2 separate regions of the Homo sapiens genome follow, and region 1 is linked to region 2. Evidence: read pairs that join two places in POLR2A ChIA-PET (ENCODE). Cell type or tissue: OCI-LY7. All regions are shown on one strand. Region 1 has its middle 7.1 kb from the start of DNM1L. Region 2 overlaps FGD4 (FYVE, RhoGEF and PH domain containing 4).

What was found. ChIA-PET counts read pairs that join two places held together with the same protein. Peaks named below come from ENCODE experiments on the same cell type or tissue, not always from the same donor. Only the 100,000 strongest peaks of a DNase experiment are listed, where the experiment ranks them.
Region 1: POLR2A ChIA-PET joins it to region 2 with 7 read pairs; 5 of 35 experiments call an interaction of 5 or more read pairs at or near these places.

What each region holds. Positions count from the first base shown.
Region 1 is chr12:32,670,173-32,674,172 of GRCh38, forward strand. No RefSeq gene overlaps it. Among named protein-coding and RNA genes, the nearest start is that of DNM1L, 7.1 kb to the right of the region's middle. In OCI-LY7, CTCF peaks have their summits at 1,925 (motif pointing left) and 2,125; DNase peaks (open chromatin) are centred at 1,959 and 3,299; H3K27ac peaks cover 516 bases.
Region 2 is chr12:32,466,328-32,470,327 of GRCh38, forward strand. The region is part of intron 1 of FGD4 (FYVE, RhoGEF and PH domain containing 4); the gene reads left to right. Among named protein-coding and RNA genes, the nearest start is that of FGD4, 69 kb to the left of the region's middle. In OCI-LY7, no CTCF peak of the experiment used is centred here; a DNase peak (open chromatin) is centred at 2,074; H3K4me3 peaks cover 940 bases; H3K27ac peaks cover 2,307 bases.

The DNA.
Region 1 (4,000 bases), 200 kb after region 2:
TTTGAGAACAAAAGACAAGGAAGTTAGTAGTCTAAATTTTTGAAGAGAAACTCAGAGAAATTCATTGTGTCTTACAGTAGGAACCAATCCTTGGGAACCTTGGTCTTGGACTTCTAGCTTCCAGAACTGTGAGACAATACATATCTGCTGTTCTAAACCAACCAGTCAGTGGTACTTTGTTACAGCAGCCCCAGGAAACAAATATATTCCACCACCAAGTTTATGCAGAAAGAGATTCATTCATTCATTTGACAGTCTTGCTCGGTTGCCCAGGCTGCAGTGCAGTGGTGCAATCTCGGCTCACTACAACCTCTGCCTCCTGGGTTCAAGCAATTGTCCCACCTCAGCCTCTCGAGTAGCTGGAGCTACAGCCGTGCAGCTCCATGCCCAGCTAATTTTTGTATTTTTAGTAGGGATGGGGTTTTGCCATGTTGCCAGGCTAGTCTCGAACTCCTGGCCTCAGTGATCTGCCTGTTTGGCCTCCCAAAGTGCTGGGATTACAGGCGTGAGCCACCACACCCGGCCCGAAAGATATTTAATATGGGAAATTAGATGCTTATAAATCTGTTAGAGTGCCTGGGAAAAACAGGTGTTAGCTAGACATCCAGGAATTACTTCCCGAACAATGTCACAAAATCAGTACACCAGAAGTTACTGTATATTTATCATAAGCGACAGCTGGCTCTCGGGATCTTTTTATCTCGACTGTTATCTGAGAATCAGGAAAATATCATCAGAACCATTAAGTCCAGAACCACGTCATGCTTCCCATGATCTTGCGTCCCAGAGTAGGTGTCCCTTTTGTTTGTCATAGTGTACTAGGGAGCCTTTAGATCTGCAAAGGTAGCAGCTAACCAAGGGCTAAAAGTGAAATTTCTCTTCACCATCAAATATGAGCAAATTGAGTTTGTGTGAGGGAGACAAAAAACAGAAAAACAGAGAAGGGAGATATGAAAAGCTTCTAAGAATGTCAAACAACATTTGAGAACCTGGAGTAGAGTTGTAAAGAGGCTAATGAGAAGGCTTGAGAAATGGGGCAAGTGAAGTAGTTTAAATGCAGGGATGTCTAACATATAATTTTCAGTTGTCACTGCTGTAATTTAAAATCACTATTGCTGGGCGTGGTGGCTCATGCCTGTAATCCCAGCACTTTCAGAGGCCAAGATGGGCGGATCACCTGAGGTCAGGAGTTTGAGGCCAGCCTGGCCAACATGGCAAAACCCTGTCTCTACTGAAAATACAGCCGGGCGCAGTGGCTCACACCTGTAATCCCAGCACTTTGGATGTCTAGCTAACACCTCAGGGCGGATCATCTGAGGTCAGGAGTTCGAGACCAGCCTGACCAACATGGAGAAACCCCGTTTCTACTAAAAAAATACAAAATTAGCCGGGCGTGGTGGTGCATACCTGTAATCCCAACTACTCGGGAGGCTGAGGCAGGAGAATCACTTGAACCCGGGAGGCAGAGGTTGCGGTGAGCTGAGATCATGCCATTGCACTCCAGCCTGGGCAACAAGAGCGAAACTCTGTCTTTCAAAAAAATAAATAAACAAAATACAAAAATTAGCTGGCGAGTGGCCCACGCCTATTGTAATCCCAGCTACTTGGGAGGCTGAGGTGGGAGAATCCCTTGAACCCAGGAGGCAGAGGTTGCAGTGAGCTGAGATTGTGCCACTGCACTCCAGCCTGGGCTACAGAGCGAGACTTGATCTCAAAAATAAATATATAAATATAAATAAAATAACTCTATTATCTCAAATAGTTTCTAAAATATGCCACAAATTTTGATGGTAGGAGGATAAAAAGAAGGGCTACGTTCTATTGGGGTGTGGGTGTGGAGCAAAGGGAAGAAATCAGGACCATATCTTAACTCCCAAGTTATTTTGTCGTTAACTGCTCTTAATTGTGTTGTCACACTGCCCTCTCATGGTCCCGTCAGTATCTCACCAGATTCAATTTCTGGCTTCTGAACCATCTGGCCAATTCCACCATCTGCAAACAATTTCCTGCACCTGCTAACAAAGTATGTGTTAAGCTTGAGGCCTGGGGAGTAGCAAATTGATTAAAGCTGTTTACTTTATCATCTTTGCAAAACACGGGCAGTTTCCAAAATATGACAAAGAGGCTTCCCCAACAGAGCTGTATATTTTATATTAACATTAGATCCCCACTAACCGCTATGATTTGAAGGTGCAGATACCGGCATCTTGGCTGTGATTGATGATCAAAATGTTGGCATAAAATGATATTGGACACATGCGATAAAAACAGTCTGACCTTTTCCAAGATCGATTAATTTCCAGTTATTAATTTAATCCAAAATAAACTTCCTCTAATTCGGGATTTTAAGTTAGAACAAAGCCAGGCTACTCCCTAGCTAAGTAACTTGGCATCTATTCTAATGAGGAGTCCTATGCCAAGCCAGACTCATATGTGTTGGTGAGATTTGATTGCCAGTCCTGGTTGCAATTATATCAATTCAGAGCTGCTTAAATCCTTGTTATTCCAGATTTTCCAAATAAAAAAGAAAAGAAAACCCCATATCCAGTAGACTAATATTATGTAACACGCTTCATACGAGGTAGTGGGGGAACCCAGCTAAATAAGATAATCACTTCTGCCCTTCGTGAGCTCACTATTGGTGAAGGGGGAGGGCATGTTAGTGCCATATCCACGGTTCCTCCCTACTCTCCAGCAAAATATACTGCCTGGCTAAGATCCGTATGCCTAACAAGTACTTCATCAATATGTGTTGAATTAATGAAGAAAGGAATAAATACACGAGGCAGAATGTGTAGCGGTTGAGAGTTTGCTGCCGGGCATGGTGGCTCACACCTGTAATCCCAGCACTTTGGGAGTCCGAGGCGGGTGGATCACCTGAGGTCAGGAGTTTAAGACCAGCCTGACCAATATGGTGAAACCCAGTCTCTACTAAAAATACAAAAATTAGCCTGGCGAGGCGGTGTGCGCTTGTAGTTCCAGCTACTGGGGAGGCTGAGACAGGAGAATTGCTTGAACCTGGGAGGCAGAGGTTGCAGTGAGTTGAGATCGCACCACTGTGGCGACAGAGTAAGACTGTTTCAAAAAAAAGAAAAAAAAGGGGGTTTGCCAAAAAGCCCCTTTTCATCCCATCTCTGCCACATACTAGCTGTGTAAATTTACCACTTCACTTCAATCCCTGGAGCCTCCGTTTCTACATCTCTAAACCTACTTCACGAGGCTCTGATAAAATGCTTAGTATAGTGCCTCACATACAATAAGCACTTAAATAATAGTTCAATAATATTGTGTGAAAAGGGCAACAAGGAAAAATGGAGAAATTCATATGGTTAACTATGGGGATTAGAATTCTGATGTTATGTGCTGTACAGCACATGTACATTTAAAAATATGGGAAAGTTGGCCAGGCGCAGTGGCTCATGCCTGTAATCCCAGCACTTTGGGAGGCTGAGGCGGGCAGATCACGAGGTCAGGAGATCAAGACCATCCTGGCTAACATGGTGAAACCCCATCGCTACTAAAAATACAAAAAATTAGCCGGGTGTGGCGGTGGGCGCCTGTAGTCCCAGTTATTCGGGAGGCTGAGGTAGGAGAATGGCGTGAACCCAGGAGGCGGAGCTTGCAGTGAGCTGAGATTGCACCACTGCACTCCAGCCTGGGTGATAGAGCAAGACTCTGTCTCAAAAAAAAAAAAAAATATATATATATATGTATATATATGGGTAAGTTACTGAATTTGGGGAAGTTCTTCAAGGTGAATAAAGAAGTTTATTCTTGCAAACCAATTTATTCCATGAGATAGGAAACATGATCTTTGGAGACATTGACTCACATGCTTACAGTTCTATAACCAGAGAGAGAAAATATTTTTGTTCAAATTCAGGTTAGGAAATTCTCAGAGAAGGATTCTAAATGGTCCTGCAGGTCCATCCCTAGACCAATCACCTTAACCAGGTGCAGTAGGCCCCTCCAATAAGTCCATGTCCTAATCCCTGGAGCC
Region 2 (4,000 bases):
TGGAGGCTGACAAGTCCAAATCTGCAGTGGGGTTGGCAGGCTCAAGTCCCAGGACAGCCAATGATGCAAAACAAGTCCAAAGGCCATTTGCTGGGGAATTTGCTCTTGCTTGGGAGGCTGGTCTCTGTTCTGTTCAGGCCTTTAACTGATTGGATGAGGACCACTCACCTTATGGAGGGCAGTCTGCTTTGCTCAAAGCTCACTGATTTAATGTTATCCAAAATACCTTCCAACTTGACATATAAAATTAGCAATCATGGCCGGGCGCGGTGGCTCACAGCTGAAATTCTAGCACTTTGGGAGGCTGAGGTGGGTGGATTGCTTGAGGCCAGGAGTTCGAAACCAGCCTGGCCAATATGGCGTAACCCTGTCTCTACTAAAGATACAAAAATCAGCCAGGCGTGGTGGCGCATGCTTGTAATCCCAGATACTCGGGAGGCTGAAACAGGAAAATCACTTGAAGATGGGAATGGGAGGTTGCAGTGAGCCAAGATGGCGTCACTGCACTCCAGCCTGGGCAACACAGCGAGAGTCTGTCTCAAAAAAAAAAAAAAAAAAAAAAAAATTAGCAATTACACCTCCTACGGAATGTGGTACAGGCAAGGCCTTTTTAGAGGGCATCAGCCTTCACCACCCTACTCCCAGAGCTTCTCTCCAAGCCCAGCATTTTTAGCTACATTTTTATTGCACATATATTTTATTAGGTAGAAATATATTTTATTAAGTAAAAATTCTAAAACCTATTTGAACCAAATAAAAATAGGCAAGAAAGCATCCTATTGTGAAACAGTTACAAATGCAAAGAATTTAGGAGAGTGGTGAGTTAAGAGGATGTGGGTAGAGTTTATTATAATTGTGTGGATTGTCACCTGTCATGAGGATTACAGTTTGGTAAAAGAAAAATAAACCCTTTTTTCATTTTGAGCCTGGAATATATGTTACTATACACGGTGCAATAAGGGCCTTATTAGATCTACAGGAAAATTCTGTCTCCATTCTAAGGGAGAGTGGCTTGTGGGACCTTAGGAACCCTGGCTCTACTACCCAACCATTGGACAAGTCTTACCTCTTTTGGATGCTGCTAACTCTTCAGAAGAATTCCTTGTGGTGGTATATAACTTGTTGGTTGAAGAATAAATAAATAAAACGTAATTAAAGTCTATATAGCAGCTACTGTTTAACCATATTGTCTCATATAAACCTTGAAAGGAGCTAATAAAGTGGAGGGCATAGTTATATTACTGCTCTTACAGAAACAGCAACCACAATTTTAAGTCTTCTAGTCAGTGTAGGACAGTGTTTTATACATAGGTGCTTAATATAAATATTTGATTTAAAACCAATCTTGTATTTTTTTAATTGTTTTCTTTCTTCCCTTCCACTGGTCTTCTTTAATTTTAACTTTTGGCCGGGCTTGGTGGCTCACGCCTGTAATCCCAGCACTTTGGGAGGCCAAGGCGGGCAGATCACCTGAGGTCAAGAGTTTGAGACCAGCCTGGCCAACGTGGTGAAACCCTGTCTCTACTAAAAATACAAAAATAAGCCGAGAGTTGTGGTGGGTGCCTGTAATCCCAGCTACTCGGGAGGCTGAGGCAGGAGAATTGCTTGAACCCGGGAGGTGGAGGTTGCAGTGAGCCGAAATCACGCCATTGCACTCCAGGCTGGGCAACAGAGCGAGACTCCATCTCAAAAAAAATTTTTTTTAATTTTTATTTAATTATAATTTTTTTTCTAAGTTGGGGTGTTGCCCTGTCACCCAGGCTGGAGTGCAGTAGCACCCTCTTGGCTCACTGCAACCTCAAACTCTTGGACTCAAGCATTCCTCCCACCTCAGCCTTCCAAGTAGCTGGGAACTACAGGTGTGCCTCACTATGCCCAGCCACTGCTTAACTCTGATTTTATCCTCAATCATTGTCTACTGTATGATGAATGCTGTATTTTTTTTTTTTTTAATTCTAGAGAGGAAACCTTTCTGTAGTGTAACTTGCAAAAGAGTTGGTGTTTTTCTTTCTCAGTGATCTCTTACAGCAAATGTTCATTAATTAAAAATAGCTGACCGACACAGGAAACAGCTCATGTAGCAGCTTATGATGTTGTTCTAAAAACAGACTTGAGCTCTCGAGTGCTAGAGAAGCATGAATATTGAAAACATTGCAAACAAATTCAGGTAAAAGTATGGTGTGTTCTAAGAAGGATCTGTGTGCCTTTACGTTAATATTTTTTCTGATTATAAAAGTCGTGTGCTTACTGTTAAAAAGATATTATAGGCCTGGGCGCAGTGGCTCATGCCTGTAAACCCAGCACTTTGGGAGGCTGAGGCAGGCAGATGGCTTGAGTCCAGGAGGTTGAGGCTGCAGTGAGCTATGATCGCCCAACTGTACTGCAGCCTGAGCAACAGAATGAGACCCTGTCAAAGGAAGAAAAGATATTGTAACCATGTATTTTGTAGAAAGTGAAGTTCTCACCCAAGTTATAGCATTGATTTATTCTGGTGGTTTCTTTTTTTGTTGTTTTTTTGAGACGGAGTCTCACTCTGTCACCCAGGCTGGAGTGCAATGGCACGATCTCAGCTCACTGCAACCTCCGCCTCCGAGTTCAAGCGATTTTCCTGCCTCAGCCTCCCGAGTAGCTGGGATTACAGGCGCCTGCCACCACACCTAGCAAATTTTTGTATTTTTAGTAGAGACGGGGTTTCACCATGTTGGCCAGGCTGGTCTCGAACTCCTGACCTCAGATGATCCACCCTTATCAGCCTCCCAAAATGCTGGGGTTATAGGCATGAGCCATTGCGCCCGGCCTATTCTGGTGGTTTCTATCGGATTTTTAAAATACATACGCAAACAGTATATACTTATTGTTTAAATGGAATTATACTATTTATTCAACTTGTTTTTTTATTTATATATACTAGAAATTTTCCACAGAAATCTTTTAAAATTCCCTAATTTGTTATCTTTTATTTATTTATTGAGACAGAGTCTTGCTCTGTCGCCCAGGCTGGAGTGCAGTGGCGCAATCTCGGCTCACTGCAACCTCTGCCTCCTGGGTTCAAGGAATTCTCCTGCCTCAGCCTCCCAAGTAGCTGGGACTACAGGTGTGTGCCACCATGCCTGGATAATTTTTTTGTATTTTTAGTAGAAACAGGATTTCACCATGTTAGCCAGGCTGGTCTCAAACTCCTGACCTCAGGCAGTCTACCCGCCTCAGCCTCCCAAAGTGCTGGGATTACAGGCGTGAGCCACCACGTCCGGCCATTTGCTATCTTTTTAAAGACAACATAGTATTTCACTCTATACCTAGACTACAGTTTGTTTAAACCAATTTTCTTTTTCTTCTTTGTTTTTTTTTTGAGACGGAGTTTTGCTCTTGTTGCCCAGGCTGGAGTGCAATGGCATAATCTCGACTCATCGCAACCTCTGCCTCCCAGGTTCAAGCAATTCTCCTGCTTTAGCCTCCCGAGTAGCTGGGATTACAGGCATGCGGCACCATGCCTGGCTAATTTTGTATTTTTAGTAGATATGGGGTTTCTCCATGTTGGTCAGGCTGGTCTTGAACTCCCAACTTCAGATGATCTTCCCGCCTCGGCCTCCCAAAGTGCTGGGATTACAAGCATGAGCCACTGTGCCTGGCCTAACCAATTTTCTATTAATAGACTTGTGGGTTGATAATATTTTATTTAAAAACTTTTTTTTCCCTGAAAGTCACCATTTTTAGAGCAGATACACTTGTCATTGAACAAATATGTAGTAATTTAATAGTATAATATATTCACATTTTACTATGTGTCTGGCAGTTTTCTAAGAATTATCCTGTGCGAATTAGAATAATTCTACAACCTTATGAGGGAGTTGCTATACCTCTTCCAGAGTTTCAGAAAGCCTCCAAGTTCCATATATGCCATCTCGACCCTCCATAAGATGGACCAAAAGACAGGGTGATTGGATCAGACATGTGAGGACTCCTAAATCCAAAGGAGCAGGCATAAGGCAGCAGCTGCCTC